Linked DNA regions of Homo sapiens: region 2 is linked to region 1. A link is an interaction called in ENCODE POLR2A ChIA-PET data of the cell type or tissue named here. Cell type or tissue: B cell. All regions are shown on one strand. Links, peaks and the distances in the headings refer to the core of each region. The heading gives the core; the rest is flanking DNA.

Region 1 (8,169 bases), core at 1,168-6,167:
TTGTGGTGAGCCAAGATCGTGCCACTGCACTTCAGCCTGGGCAACAAGTGCTAAACTCTACCCCCCCCCCCCCAAAAAAAAACCATTATTGATTTGGGTAGTCTAGTTTCACTTGTACTTGATGGAGCATGCACTGCAGTCATAGAAACTGGGGAAATAAGAACTGAAGGTAGTCTTAAAAAACTTTTTTTTTTTTTTTTTGAGAGGGAGTCTCGCTGTTCCCCCAGGCTGGAGTACAGTGGCACGATCTCAACTCACTGCAACCTCTGCCTCCCAAGTTCAAGTGATTCTTCTGCCTCAGCCTCCGTAGTAGCTGGGATTACAGGCACCTGCCACCACGCCCAGCTAACTTTAAAAAATAAAAATGATTTCATTTTCATGTCCAACACCCTGGCCTATCAATTTTTAAATGCCTTTCCTACAGAGTGAACTACTTGGACAAGAAGTAACACTGTCCACGGTTTAACACCATAATCTAAAACATGCTTCCCATGCTTTCAATTGGCAATCACTTTGGTAGATGAACAAGTGTTGTCAATTTCAAAAGTTGGCACCTTTCCTCAAGGACTTAACCAAAGCATCCACTTGGTGTGAGCTTGCAGTCCCTAACTTATACACCAAACCCGAGGTCCACGCAAGTTATTACCCATGTGTCCTCCCCGTGAGGGAGGTCCCCTGGTTCCTCCACTTCCTCCTCTTCCACCTCTAAGACCTCTTGGAGGGCCTCTACTTCTTGGAGGTGGAGGCGGTCCACGTCTACCACTTTCAAATGATGGTTTGGTGGCTTGTTCCACCTTGATGGCTTTTCCATCTAATGACTAAAAAAAAAGATACGATTAAATTAAATCAAGATTTAAAAATAATTTGCACATCTACTATGCACTAAGACACTAACTGGTCCTTCAAAATGCAGTTATGGGTAAGTGTTGCTCATTAGTCTAAGAAAAAACACTGCAAATATAGTCAGTTTACATAAATGGGGCTTTTCCGCTTAAAATTCTTAATACTTAAAACCGATACTGATGATCTGGATTGAAACATAAGGTGAACCCACTGCATTATTGTATGGTAAAATTTAAAACAAGGCCAAGTAGGTATCAGCTTGTTATCAAAACTAGTAGCCAAAACCAAAAGCCAAGTTATCAAAATATGGCTTATGGATCTCAAGATAAAATGTATCATGTTGGCTGGGCGCAGTGGCTCGCAGTGTCTCACACCTGTAATCCCAGTACTTTGGGAGGCGGAGGCAGCTGGATCACCTGAAGTCAGGAGTTTGAGACCAGCCTGGCCAACATGGTGAAACCCTGTCTCTACTAAAAATACAAAGTTAGCCGGGCGTGGTCGCGCATGCCTGTAATCCCAGCTACTGGGGGGGGGGGGGGGGGCTGAGGCAGAAAAATCGCTTAGAACTCGGGAGACAGGCTGCAGTGGGCACTGCACCATTGCACTCCAGGCTAGGCAACGGAGGGAGACTATCAAAAAAAAAAAAAAAAAAGTACCATGTAATGCCATAATTATTCTGAACTGAGAGAATGTTACGAGCATAAGATATAACTCACTACTAGATTTGGTTCTGCAATTACAGAATACTCTTTGGAACAGGATCACAAACAGGATGAGTGGATCCCAGACAGGTATATACTGAAAAACAACGAAAACTCAAAAGCTGTCCTAGACCAGACTTGGACAACTACATGTTATTTTATGCACTAGTAACAGGTTATCATCCATCGTGTAGACAATCTCACCTTTCCATTCATGTCTCTGGCTGCATCCTTAGCGTCTGCTGGGCTTTCAAAGGTGACAAAAGCAAATCCTCTTGATTTGTTGGTTTCACGGTCTTTCATCAAGAGTACTAAAAAGTAGTTTTCAGAAAAATAAAGTGTTACCCTAGGTCAAATGAAATAACCAAAGTAAATGTGTAAACAGAAAGCTCAGAACTTCTTAGAGGACAAAAATACATTATCATGTCAGACGATCAATGCAATCAAATTCATCATAGCTTATATTTTAATTATAATAGCCCAGCCTGTACTGCCAGACAACTCACCTTCCACTATTCGTCCATATTTGCCAAATACTGCTTCAAGAGCTTTCTCATTTGTTTCCGTATTAAGCCCACCAATGAAGAGCTTTCCTGGGCGATCTGCTTCAACCATGTTTTTTTTTTTTTGGGCCGGTGAGTCTGTTGAAAAGGAATAGTATTACCTCACTGCAAAAAGTTCCTCAAGTTTATTGGACACTTTTACTTTCGCACATTTCTCATATTTTCCACTAAAACCATTGTTCCTTAATAACTAAAGAAAACGATAACGAGCTAAGCCTCAGCCACAGTAGGAAGCAATTTGAACTAAGTAGTTTAGTAACACTGCAATTTACATAAAACTGGTTAAAAGGGCCAACTTAACTTTTACCACTACCCTTGATCACCCTTAGCTGTTCTTAAGCAACAGCTGCTTAACATTTGAAAAAGCAACTTTTAGTTCCAGTCCTCTTGCCTTTGAAAGATTCAATTACTCATCACACCCTTCCTAACGATGGTTTTAAAAGACTCCCAAGGTCACAGGCTAGACACAGGACCTTAACACCAAGCCCTCTTCCAACGACTCCTCTTTTCCTCATTAGGATTCCCTACTAAATCCAAGGAGAAATGTGAAGTTTAAGCCAAGTTATGCCGCCCCTCTTCTTCACCGGCCCCCGCCCTACCGAAAATTCTACTATCCGGCCAAAAAGATAAAAACAAATCGTCAACATCGTTTGCTATTAAGTAACGGAACGCGGACGCACACACTAACACTCGACACTCCGTGACTGCAGCGGAACCTAATTAAAACTCGTCATTAAAAACCGCGTGTAAAAGACAAAATGGCGACACTTGGATTCAACCCAGAACCACCGACACTGGTCAGGGGACTAACTTTTACCACCAACATTGGCTGGGAACATTCAGAGGGCTTCTTCTCCGGGGCCGCCAATGAATACGAAGCCCGCAGCCCGCATGGAAGTCCACATGCCCATCATTAGCGCCAGCGCCATACCAATGCAGGTATCGCCGTGGTGCGGTCGCTCCTCGCCCCGCTCCAGCCTACAAAGCCCCGACCTCCGCTACCAACTCCCGCAGATGGCAGCCAAACTTTCTCGAGAAGCATACAACCAAACGGGCCCCCTCATTTGTTTTCCCTCGACCCCCTCAGCTTTATTTAAATAGGTCGGAACCTTTGGGTTCTTAAAATGGCGCCCGCCACCCCCATCTCCAGGGAGATATAATCCCCAGTCCTAACACGGGGAGAGTGTCACGAAAAACGGACTGAGGAAAGGAGACACGTACCGGAGGGGTGACAATGGGTTCAAGCTCCAACGAGCTCGGCGATAGGGGCTTCCTAGCAGCTCAGCACCAGTGGCGGCTGCCGGGTGCGAGGACCGAACCGCGAAGCCGCTAGCACTACTGCGCAACGAGGGCGAACAAAGGAGACAGCAAACTTTATACTGCCCGGGAACGAGGCTGAAGGACCCGGATGGAAACGGAGCTTAGAATTTGAAACGCAAAGGGAGGGGGGAAGTAGTTCCCAGTCTCCCCATTGGCTGGCTCCTCTGTCATTCACCCTTCTCTCCTCCCTTTTTCCCGGGCCCTCGGTGTTGGGTCGACAGACCTTTCTAACCGTTTTCTCTACCCCCACCCGTTCTTTACAAACGCGCTTTTTTTGCTTTACGCTAAAATGGTGCACAGGCTTCCTTTAATAAAGAACTGAAGTTTATTGAGCGTCCTAGTGGGCCGGGCACGGTGCAAAACTTTACTTTTACTTTTCCATTAACTCTTCTAATTGTCAAAATGTGATGAGGGTAGATACTCCTACTATACCAATTTTGCAGAAACGGAAAACAAAGAAGTTTTGGCAATATAATATATTTTCAAAAATTGTCTTTAACAAGTGTTTTTAGTGAGTGTGGGAATTTCTGATAAATACATGTAAATTTCAGATGAGTAAAAAACGTACAAAACAGCATGCAGATAGTACATTCATATAGAACAATTACTGAGCACCTTGTAAATGGTGGGCTCTGGGCTAGGCCAGGAAAATACAACTCCAGGGAAAAGACAAGAGTCAGGCCTGTGGGTAAGGATGCCGGATTTAATAAATGAAAATACCAGGCCGGGTGCAGTGGCTCACGCCTGTAATCCCAGCACTTTGGGAGGCCAAGGTCGGTGGATCACGAAGTCAGGAGATGGAGACCATCCTGGCTAACACGGTGAAACCCCGTCTCTTTTTAAAAATACAAAAAATTACCCAGGCGTGGTGGCACGCGCCTGTAGTCCCAGCTACTCGGGAGGCTGAGGCAGGAGAATCCGGGAGGCGGAGGTTGCAGTGAGCCAAGACTGCGCCACCGCACTCCAGCCTGGGCAGGCGACAGAGCGAGACTCCGTCTCAAAATAAAAAAGAAAATGCGGGACGCTAATTTATTCTGCGAAGCTGTTAAAAAATTTTAAATAAAAATATGGGACGCGGCCGGGGCGCGGTGGCTCATGCCTGTAATCCTAGCACTTTGGGAGGCCGAGGCGGGCAGATTGCCTGAGCTCAGGGGTTTGAGACCAGCCTGGGCAACATGGTGAAACCCCGTCTCTACTAAAATAAAAATAAAAAATAAAAAAATTAGCCGGGCGTGGCGGCGTGTGCCTGTAGTCCCAGCTACTCGGGAGGCTGAGGCAGGAGAATTGCTTGAACCCAGGAGGCGGCGGTTGCAGTGAGCCAAGATCATACCACTGCACTCCAGCCTGGCAACAGAGCGAGACTTCGTCTAAAAAAAAAAAAAGGGACGCCCAGTTAAGTTTAAATTTCAGATAACGAATACTTTTTTTAGTATAGTATGTCCCAAATCTCATATTTTAAAAATTCGCTGTTTATCGGAAATTCAAATTTAACTGAGCATTCTATATTTCATCTGCCCATCCTACTTGTTGAGGGGGGAAACCAAAAAATTTTTTAATTTTTTTCTTAAAGAAATTGAATACAATTAACAAAAGAATGGCATGTTGTGATTAATGCCAGGGAGGAAATAAACTAGTTGCTTTGATGGACAATATTAGGGAGAACAAATTTGATTAAAACATCAGGGAAGGTCTATGTGAAGAGGTGACTTTGGAGATCAGAGCTGAAGGAAGAAAAGAAACTAGCTATGGGAACAGCTGAGGGAAAAACCTTCAGGAAAAGAAGAGAATAGTAAACACAAAGTAGAGAGGAAGAGCTTGGCATATATCAAGGGACAGAAAGAGGGCCAGGTGACAAGAATATGAGGGGCATGAAATGAGGGAGCCAAGATTGGCAGGACCTTTGAGCCCATTAAATGACTGTAGGGGGTAAGTGTGGGAAAAAGGACACTAATAGGGCTGTGGGAGCAGACCAGAAAGAGAGGATGGTGGCTTGAATCAGGGTGGCGGCAGTGGACACGGGGAGGAAAGAACAATTGTTAGATGAATATGATAGGTATCGTGTTTAATGGTGCTATGGTCTAAATGTTTGTGTCCTCCCCCAAATTCATATGTTGAAATCCTAATACCCAAGGTGATGGCATTAGGAGGCGGGGATTTGGGGAGAAGATTAGGTCACAAAAGGGTAGGGTCCTCATGAATGGGATTAACACTTTTATAAAAGAGGCCCCTGTCCACCATGTGAGAACACAGTGAGGTGCCACTTATATGAACCAGAAAACTGGTGGTGGTGGGCCCTCACCAGACACTGAATATGCTGGCGTCTTTATCTTGGACTTCCCAGCCTACAAAAATGTGAGAAATAAATTTCTGTTGTTTATAAGCCAGCCAGTTTATGGTATTTTGTTATAGTAGCAGGAATGGACTAAGACAGATGGGAAAGGGGTGGGGAAGAATTGCGGAAAAAGAAAATCATTATGGATGACTCCAAGTATCTGGTATTAGTGGGACAGATGGTAACAGTCATTTACCAAAATGGTTTCAGAGGAGCAAGTTTGGGATATAGGGGCAGAAAAATCTGAAGCTCAGAGCATAGATCTGTGCTAAATTATCATCTCAGAGATGTAATAAAAGCCATCAGAATGAATGAAACCACCAAACAAGAGAGTACAGTGGGAAAAGAAGGCCCAAGATCACATAATATGAGCTATTAAAAAAATACATATGGAGACAAAATAACTGGGAGGAAATATGCCAAAATGTTACCAGTTTATCTTGGAGTGGTAGAATTTATGGACAATTTTCACTTTTCTTCTTCTTCTTCTCCTTTTTTTTTTGTTTGTTTTTTTGTTTTTTTGAGAAAGAGGTTCGCTCTCATTGCCCAGGCTAGAGTGCACTGGTGCGATCTTGGGTCACTGCAACCTCTGCCTCCCGGGTTCAAGCGATTCTCCCGTCTCCGCCTCCTGAGTAGCTGGGATTACAGGCATACGCCACCATGCCCGGCTAATTTTGTATTTTTAGTAGAGACAGAGTTTCACCATGTTGGCCAGGCTGGTCTCAAACTCCTGACCTCAGGTGATACGCCCGCCTCGCCCTCCCAAAGTGCTGAGATTACAGGCCTGAGCCACCGTGCCGGGCCTTTTCTTCTTCATAGTTACAATTACCTGCCCATGGTGAATTTTGGTATATGCCAGGCAGGTTGTAGTAAATAATATTCAGGTCACGGGTAAAAGCCCCCAAGGAGCTTCGAAACCAGCTCTGAATTATTAACATTAATAGGGGGAGTAATGCCCAGTAGGACAAGAATATTTGTTCTTGTTTTTTTTCCCCCAGCCAAATAATAAAAAGTAAGGCAAAACTCATGTCCATTTGCCTTTTGAATGAGTTCTGTAAATTATAGACTCTGGAGTCATTTGGGAACTGGCAAAAATGGCTTAAATACCAGGCTCAGCAAGCAGAACTTGTACTCCCAGAGGTAGCCAGGAGAAATCCCTCACCCTGTGGAAGCAGGCACTCTCTTTCTCTGTCTCAAATCCAAAGAGAGACTACAGGACTCTCCTCTAGGCTCTGAGTGTAAATCAGGTCTCCTCTAGTCTAGGGCAAAATGGGGCAGGCTCGACAATAGATAACCCTGTCCTCCTGGGTCTCAAAAAGGAAATGTGCATCCCCGTAGACCAGCTCACTTTGGCCTCTGCAGTTCACACCCAGGAATGTGGGGGAGGAGAAGTAGCATGCTGGCGGTGTTGGATGCAAACACAATTCCCAAGGACCAAAAGCGAGTGGGTGGGGTGGGGATGGCTAAGTTAAAGGAATTGTAGGAGGGGATCAGTTGGCCATATCGTCCAGGACAGAGAGGAAAAAGAAGCAGCTTGTGGGGGAAGCAGAGTGCTACTGACTAGATCTAGAGGGCAATGGAGAGGGGAGCCTTTTTTTTTTTTTTGAGACGGTGTTTCGCTCTTTCGACCAGGCTGGAGTGAAGTGGCGCAATCCCAGCTCACTGCAACCTCCGCCCCCCGGGTTCAAGCGATTCTCCTGTCTCAGCCTCCCAAGTAGCTGGGATTACAGGTGTCCACCACCATGCCAGGCTAATTTTTGTACTTTTAGTAGAGACGGGGTTTCGCCATGTTGGCCAGGCTGGTCTCGAACTCCTGACCTCAGGTGATCCACCCACCTCGGCCTCCCAAAGTGCTGGGATTACAGGCGTGAGCCACTGAGCCTGGCCGAGAGGGGAGCCTTTTTAAGAGGTGGAGTAAGGTAATCAGATTTCATCTTAATGAGATTACTGTGGTTGCAGTCTGGAGACTGTATTGGGGGAGGGAGAGACAGGAAGCAGGGAGACAAATCAGAAGGGTATTGCTGATGTAATGCAGGAGAGGGGGGACGTGGGCGTGCTGAGTGTGAGGGACTCTGGCCAACAGGCAGTTGGATAAGCAGGTCTCACACTGCCCAAAAGTAATTTCCGAATCCCATCCCTCCTCCTCATGGATCTTCTAGATTTTTCTCTTTGCCTCTTTCTATTTACTCTTTTATATTGTCATTAAATGTAGTTGCGTTTTTCTCTTTGCTATAATTTTCCCTTTGCCTTATTATTTTGTCTTCAGATGCCATCTCAGTGATCGACGGATACACTGAGTCAAACGATATTACTTCACTACTAGGTAATCTTGGAATATAATCAGTGCTAAATAAATGGCTGAATTGACTTGCAAGCTCTTCTTATTCTTCATGGCACTTAGCATGAGATG
Region 2 (8,169 bases), core at 1,734-6,733, 130 kb before region 1:
CACAGTGGCTTATGCCTGTAATCCCAGCACCGTGGGAGGCCGACACAGGAAGATCACTTGAGCCCAGGAGTTCAAGACCAGCCTGGGCAACACAGGCAGATCCGTCTCTACAAAAAGTTTAAACATTAGCTGGGTGTGGAAGGCGTGCACCTGTAGTCCCAAATACTTGGGAGGCTGAGGCAAGAAGATCACTTGAGCCCGGGAGGTCCAGGCTGCAGTGAGTTGTGATAGCCACTGCACTCTGCCTGGGCAACAGAGTGAGACCCTGTCTAAAAATAATAATTAAAAAAAGAGAGAGAGAGAAGAAAAGACTACTGAAGAGCAATTCGATTTCATTCTCTGGCTATTGTTACAAAAAAAAGGTAAACAGCTAGCAGTATTCAGTGAGTTAAGGGCAATCTTGTTCAGCATCAAAGCGGCCAGACAGCTTCCTGCAGCCCTATCATTATTATCTCTCATGTCTGAGGCATTTAGTCTCAGGTCTGCTTACAGGGCTTAAGGCTAAAAAAAGGAAGTTAGCACATGGCCTCTCTTATTATTGGATTCTGCCATGGTAAGTTTTAGAGTGGTGAGAAGGACTATGTACTATATTACATGGGCTAGAATTAGTAGACATAAAGGGATACAGTTAGGGTGGACCAGTTGTCTGAGCTTTGAATTCCTTTGCTTTTTTTATTTTTCTGCTGCCTTAATGTAATCTAAATACAATTTGTTTCAAAATATCTAATCACAGATTTTTCCCAGTTCTGTTCTACTCTTATTTTTGGCATACACATACAAGTATAAACAGCTTCTGTTAACCAATTAAAACTACACAATTTTCAGTAAGAATACCAAGAAAGTACAAGAGTCACAATCAAAAAGCCTTTTAAAAACTTCACTTACCACTGGATTTAATTTCACGGACATAATTACTGGGGAACCAGCCTGTTCTCCCATTTAATGTGCCTTCCCACCAGCCTCCTTCTTCAACTCGTGTGACGTAAATGATGTCCCCCTTACAAACTGACAGTTCATCCTCATTAGTCTGCTTAAAGTTGAATCTTGCTTTTACTATCAACTGATGACTTCCATTTTCCGTCATCTCCTAGAGAAACAAAAGCCACACCAGATTAAGCACTCATCTAAATAAGGCAGGGGTAGAAATGATATGGATATAGGCAAATAAAGTGGAGGAAGCAAAGACAAAACCCCAGATCCATCTCAGTCCTGAGTTTTTAACTTAGGAATCCATGAATGGGTCTCAGAGGGATTAATAAATCCCTCAAAACAGTATGTAAACTTTGGCATTTGTGAGAATCTGTATTTTGAAGTGGGTCATAGCTTTCATTTTTCTCTCCACACCCCTCCCCATTATCTAAAGATTATCTATTTAACTAAGCCAGATAACAAAGTAGAGTGATAAGCTATTCCACCCTGGATAAGCTATTCCACCCTGCCTCTACTCAACACACAAACAGTCCACATAATTATATAACCAAGATGTACTAACCTACCCTCCATAAAATCTGCCTCCCATCTCCTAATTACTAAGGATATCTTAATTTGGCTAAGACTTATTTATATGCAAAGATCAAATAACCCATAGTTGCCTAAGTCAGGAATTCTTTTTTCCATTTTTTTATTTTTATAGATTTAGGGGGTACAACTGCAGTTTTATTACATGGATATATTAAGTCAGGAATTCTTAATCTGTCATGTATAAACTGGACTTCCTTTTTGAGGGTCACAGACCCTTTAGAGAATCTGATGAGCACAACATATTTTTGTCTAAATAAGTTCATACACATGGGCTTTTGTATACAATTTGAGAGGGTACCAGGGGTGTAGAGACATAGTGTTCATCAGCCTTTCAAAGGGATCTGTGATCCAAAAAAGTTAAGAACCACATGCTCAAGTGCTTTGGAAGTAATAGGTCATAATGTCTTACTGCAAGTGGGTGGCTTTTGACAGGAAATAAAGGTTTCACCCAAAGAGCAGAAGATGAGGCATTTCCTCCCAAATAAAAGCTCCCAATAAGAGCAAGTGAAAAGGCAACTGGGAGATCCTAATATAGAAGCTCATCATAGACTGAAATTTAAAATCAAGCCTTCCTCATTAGGAATGGAAAGAGAAAAATAAAAATGGCAATAATAATGAGGATACTAATCAATATTTATTGATTGCCTACTATGTGTCAGGCACTATTTAGTTCTAATAAAACAAGGGATAGGGAAATTAACAGCAAACTGCCATCAGAAAGTAGCCATAATGACTTCCATTTGCATAGCATTCTCAGTTAAGTGACTTGCCTAATTCTCGTAAGGGACAGAGCTGGAGCTTCAATCCGGATTTTTGCCCCACCACATGCCTTTGATTTGCTCCTTCGGGCCAGCCTGAATTGGTGCTCGGTTTATAATTAGTTTTCTCAGTGATGCCCAAAACAACCCGGATGGCTGTCTCACCACATATGGAGATGCAACTAGGATATCAATCTAATTTTATGGATTTTAAAACAGACGGAGAATTGGGGACTATACTTACCACTGTCTTTGACTGCCTTTGCAGCCCTGAAACTGTGCTAGAAACTGCTCCCTGTGGGTTTGTCTGAGAAGTATTAGCAGCACTAAGAGAAGAGGAACGTCCACATGGTCTTTCTGATAGCTGATCTGTGAAAAGAGGAAAAGGCATGTTAAAGGAACCACTCAGATCAGAAAAACATCTACCGCATAACATTATCTTTCTCAGGATACTATCAGAGGCATCCTGGCTGTAATTCTAACTGTTATCATTATGAACATGCCAAGTGTATTTCAATCCCCCTTCCCTTTTTGGTGGCCAACTTCCTGTTCTTAACCTTACTGGCCATCGTGCTCCAGTAGAATGAAAAACAGCGACAGAACCACATTTTCTCTTAACCATTTCCCTACAACTCTTCCCTCCTGAACCAGTTGCAACAGTATGCCCTGTTATCCAAGGCAGAACTATATTGGGTACCAAACAGCTGTTTGTGGCTCTTATTACTTTGAAATATTTCAAATTTCTCTCTTTGTTTTTTGGCCCATAACTCAGTGGCTCATTTCTTACTCACACGTAACAATATGTGTGGCATATATGATGTAAAATCTCCCTGATGTGTGTGGGGCAGGGTGGAGAATGAGAGTGAAAGAGAAGATGTGTTTGGGAAAGATGTAATCTTGATACTAGAATAATTTTTTTAACAATCAGATTCAAGAGTCTTCTCTTCCTTGAAACCTTGTGAAATTCGACCAGGCCAGAGCTGAGCTGGATGTTTTCAGTTTGTTGAGAGTATACAAAAGAGAGGAGCTGGCTTCTTGACAAATTTCAATAAGGGTTCTTTTCCTCTCCATTTATTTTTAAAAGATATAAACTGCAAAAGTCTAAAGCCCAAACATTCCCTAGGCGACAAGCTCAGTATCCAAGTAATTTCCTTGATGCTGTGGGTTTTAACTTTCACCTCCTTGTATTTTATAAATATCTGTGGCAAGGGAAGAGACTGTAAAACTTGCTAGGAGAGTTTGGCAAAGGAACGTATAATTTGTGTGGCATAATGTTAGAATTACACGATCCTCCCTGACTAGAACTGGATAGTTGTCATGTGTGTTAAATATAGTTACTTGAATTAGCTGTACTTTCAGCTATACGCCTTGCAATAGCTCAAAAGCATTTTTTTTTCCAAATAGCAAAAGAACAACTTTGGAGAAGTATTTTTACTTGTATTGCTATTATATACAGCTCTTTTGACAAAAACTATAATTACTCGATAGCTTCCTAGATGCTCTAACCTATTTGGCACTTGATTATATTGTCTGCTCTTGTCCTCTAATTGTTTCACGTGGGTAAGTTGAGTCTCCTTAAATAGACAGTAATTTTCTCAAAGGCAGGGACCATAGCTTTGACATTTTTTGTAGCACCTGGCGATGCTGGGCACACAGCCTCTTGACTCTACAACAGTTTGAGCAGCAAGCCTCGTGCTTGGGCATAAGGGCTCTGTAGTCATTCAGATGTGGGTCTGAATCCCAACTCAGCGACTAACTTTCTAGTTGGGCAACTGTTGGCCTGACTTTCCTTATCTGTAATATGGACCTAATAATAATAATACCTACCCCCAGTGTTGTTTCAAGGATTGGATGAGATCACCTGTGGCTCTTATGACAGCCTAGATCCAGGGCAAGAGCTCAAAGCATTTTAAGTATGATTATTACTATTCAGCTGTTGGTAAAATATACCAGGGAAGGAGTGAAGCTACATTCTAAGTGTATCATCATTTTCTTCACATTTACTAGCATTTATATTTAATACCTCTAGTGTGGTAGGTGTTAAACATTTAAATAAAAGATATTATTTTCACTCCCTATGACCCCAAGATTTCATTTTTGGTGCAAGGCTACTGAGGGGTTCCTTTACATGGACAAAGGCATACATAAAACAATGAGAAAAATATGTCTCTAGTGGGGAAAGGGAAGTGACGGCTGTATTTTGTAAACTCTATGAAAAAGGGAACTGGTCTTTCCTTTTTCTTCTCTGTTTTGTTATACTCAGTTGGTGATTCAGAGCTTTGAATGGAATAGTTTCTTAGTTCTTATCATTATATTAAGGGCATTAGAATAACATCTATGATAGGTATATTTTAAATCCTAAGCCATGAAAAATTCAAGCATTTGACATTTGTTGGGGTGTATTTGGGGGAGCAAGGGGAAAATTTGCATCACGAGAACAATCCTGGCCAGAGTTGGCTCCTAGGGTAATCACAAACACATGGATTCAAAAATGTCACCCAGAACATATAAATCACAAGCCCGGCTTACCTTCTGTTGCTTTGTTGACAGCTAAAAGAGTACTCAGTACCTTGGAGAAATTGACCCCTGAATAAAGGTCATCAGGATCAAATATCTATGAGAAAGGAAAATTGAAACCGTAAGACACTACAAGTATTCAACTCAACAAACAAAACTATCAAAAGGCCACTTCCTCCAGCTCTCCGGAAAAAAAAAAAAAAAAAAAAAGTGTAGAAGCCAAGACACAAACCTCCATATACCTTTGGGAGAAATGAGAGCAGCAGTTGAGCCGCCTAATGACATGTGGCAGGCCATCAGTGAGTCAGAGCAAAGCAGTAATGGGAAATGAGAGCCAAGCTGAGAAGGCAGCGCCCACCAGGAAATAAACAGTGCATACTCAGACCCACTCTTCTGGCCTGAATGTATCAATAGTTTCAGCCCAGTTACAGGAAGCTCATATGCATGGGTTACAATCAATGCCCATCACCTACATAATGTCCTCGACAGTCCATAAATAAGGAGGTGGAGCCTTTTTGACATGGTTGCATCTGTACAGTTTATTAGCTGTGCCTAGTTGAGTCACTGTCAAAAGTGCCTTTTTCTCTGCTCTCCTTCCTCCCAACTGCCACCCGCTGCATCCCAACTGCCTAGGATCCCAATTCCATGTTGCCCAAACTTTCTGCCCAGGTCTGCCTTTTGCTCCCAGCTTCAGTTCTGTTTCTGCTGTTTGACCTTGCCCCTCTCAGCTCATCATGAATTCAAGTATTTGCCTGCCTGGGCCTATGGGCTCTTCCTGGCTTTAGATGACTTTCCCAAATATGACCTCTGGCCTGTCTAATACTACTCAACTCTTGGCAAAAAACACATTAAGGAAATACATTTCACTTTACCAGTCAACTGTCAATCTGATATGCTATTGTCCCCAGTGAAGATACCAATCAGATGTTGTTTTCAATACAATTTACCTGTTACCTTTGAAATGTAGTCAGTGTGTTAAAATATATTGAGTCTCAAATATGTATATTTGAAATTAGAAGTGTTCTCATGCACAGGTACAATCTATTAATTTGCCAGCCAACAATGTAAGTATGCATATCTGAAGGTAACCAGATGCCCACCTTCTGGATGGAAATGCCCCTTCTAAAAACATTTTGTTCCAGGATGTCTAGAAGTCTCTTAAAGAAAACAGATTGCATCATTTTTTCCCCAAATGTGGTGATGGAAATAAAATGTACCTTTTCATATGGGACATGATTGGTAATGGGCATAGGATTTTAAAGGGTCTGTCTTCCCATTAGGTAGAGCCATTTGTTCCATTTTTAAGCTGCATATTTTCTGGGAACCATATCAAGACAAATTTCTATCTTTTTTGTACATGTTCTTGAAAACCTATAATCTGTTTTTAGAGTGAAAATATATAATATCAATTTTTCACGTTTTGGGGGGTCAATAAAGATACATGCAAATGCAAACCTACACAAGTCTGCCTATTCTAGGATTCACTGCTTTATTCATTTAATCAATGAATATTTTGCATTCAAAGTTAAAATGACCAAAAAGCCCAGATGCATCTAAAAATGAGACATTAATATATTTCTGGTAAAAGAGTAATGCTAATATTACTAAAGAGTTAAACAACAACACATTCCAAATATATTTCTGAATGCTACAATATAAAATTCAAACTTTTCCAGAAATACATTGACAAGAGTTTTGTTTTAGTTTGTCAAAGCCTGGGTGAACAAGAGGCAATAGACTAGAGAGAGTGTCTAGTATCTCCGGGGATTTCAGACTTATTGAGTCTCCCTTAGAACTGATCAACTGGGAAAATGTTAATGACATGTATGCCAAAATAGTAGCAAAGCAAAAAAAATCACTTGTTTTTAGCCCATCAGTCCTAATGGGAGTGTGCATGTGTGTGTGCATGTGGATACATGTTTTGGGTGGGTGTGGTAGAGATGAGTAGATCTAAAATAATAAGCAGAAGTTAAATATTAGCAGAATAAGGCATGAGAGCAAAAGTTGTGATAAAAAACCTCTCCCTCTGGTTTTAGTTGTTCCTTATCCAGGGTTATTAAATGCCTATACATGGCAACACTGGTATTATTCACTTGTACAAGTACTTGACTGATTTTGAAAATAAATAAACTAATCAGAAAATGAAATGTGCATCAAGAAGAGTCATTGCATCTGCTTGAGGGAAGTTTCCTGAACTGTACTCGGTTCTCTTTTGAGAAAACCCCAATATACTCAAGTTTATCCATGGACACTGTTCTTGCTGCAAGCCTATTCTGAGGCACTAGAAACTACAGAGGAAGGAGTTGGAAGAAGCCTCTGGGAACTGCTAGAGAAAGCAACGCCTAAGCATTATTATTTCAGAGTAGCTGGAGAATCAGATACAACCACAAACACCCTTCACCACACTATACCTTCTAAGTCCTAAATTGAATGATATTGAAAATTCCACCCTAGATCTTTCTTCCATGCACTTCAGAGAGCTCCCCTATGAAAATGGAAATATTATCTGGAGGGATCACAACATTTTCAGCCACTATCAGTTATTTATGTCTTAGTGGAAATGAGCAGTGTGAGACCAAGTTTAGAGATGTTGATGTGGAGAAAGACTAAGGGCTCTGGTCCCCAAATAGGAGAAAGCAAAGGAGAATTCCCCAATGTAGAGAGGGTGTGAGAAGAACAAGGAAAGGTAGATTAAAGTACAGACCACTTTTTCTAGGACTAATCCCACTCATTTATACATCCAAAATAGAGAACCAATTCCCTTTTCTGTCTGCAAAGCACTGGAACTTGTTAAAAAGGTAATGTAAATTTGCACATTTATGCTGTATGTAATTTTCCAAAGTCATTTTCAATGAAATTTTTCAAAGTCAAAGTCAAATCATGGCAAAGTCATGATGATACTCATCTTCTAGTACCCTGTGCAAGCCTCACTAGTCTGTTCAGTGTCTCTGGTTTGTGACTGAGTCCCAGATTAGCTGAACTTTCTTTATACCTATTTTGGTGCACAAAAAGCCAGTTAGTTCCAGTTAGATCCGTGAAGGTCAGATGAACAGCAGGATTCCCTCCCTCCATTCATCTTACCACTACTGTGACTCAGACAAGAAAAAAGTATTACTTCTTAGACTACGGCTAGATGGTGTCAAGGTATCATTCCTGCAATCAGATGATGCAATGTTCAAATCTAACAACAATAAAAACATTTACTCTAACCAATAGGACAGACAGGGATTAAACTTTATTAAAGATATTTTAAGTATTTACATATAGCCAACCTAAGTTGCATTCCTACATCAGTAGATGAAATCAAACTTTTTTTTTTTTTTTTGAGGCAGAGTCTCACTGTATCCCCCAGGCTGGAGTGCAGTGGCATGAT

What was found. ChIA-PET counts read pairs that join two places held together with the same protein. Peaks named below come from ENCODE experiments on the same cell type or tissue, not always from the same donor. Only the 100,000 strongest peaks of a DNase experiment are listed, where the experiment ranks them.
Region 2: POLR2A ChIA-PET joins it to region 1 with 15 read pairs; 17 of 35 experiments call an interaction of 5 or more read pairs at or near these places.

Annotation. Positions count from the first base shown.
Region 1 is chrX:136,877,269-136,885,437 of GRCh38, forward strand. RBMX (RNA binding motif protein X-linked) reads right to left here and starts at 3,457. Exons shown (of 9, transcript NM_002139.4): 1 at 3,329-3,457; 2 at 2,051-2,185; 3 at 1,749-1,855; 4 at 647-818. The coding sequence starts at 2,159. SNORD61 (small nucleolar RNA, C/D box 61) reads right to left here and starts at 2,003; the gene lies at 1,931-2,003. RefSeq lists enhancers at 2,382-2,981, 2,783-2,842, 2,853-3,312, 2,982-3,580. In B cell, for the core only: no CTCF peak of the experiment used is centred there; DNase peaks (open chromatin) are centred at 2,283 and 3,513; H3K4me3 peaks cover 2,688 bases; H3K27ac peaks cover 1,967 bases.
Region 2 is chrX:136,742,700-136,750,868 of GRCh38, forward strand. ARHGEF6 (Rac/Cdc42 guanine nucleotide exchange factor 6) reads right to left here. Exons shown (of 22, transcript NM_004840.3): 3 at 4,809-4,893; 4 at 2,524-2,648; 5 at 886-1,087. Among named protein-coding and RNA genes, the nearest start is that of ARHGEF6, 34 kb to the right of the region's middle. In B cell, for the core only: no CTCF peak of the experiment used is centred there; DNase peaks (open chromatin) are centred at 4,502 and 5,152; H3K27ac peaks cover 4,957 bases.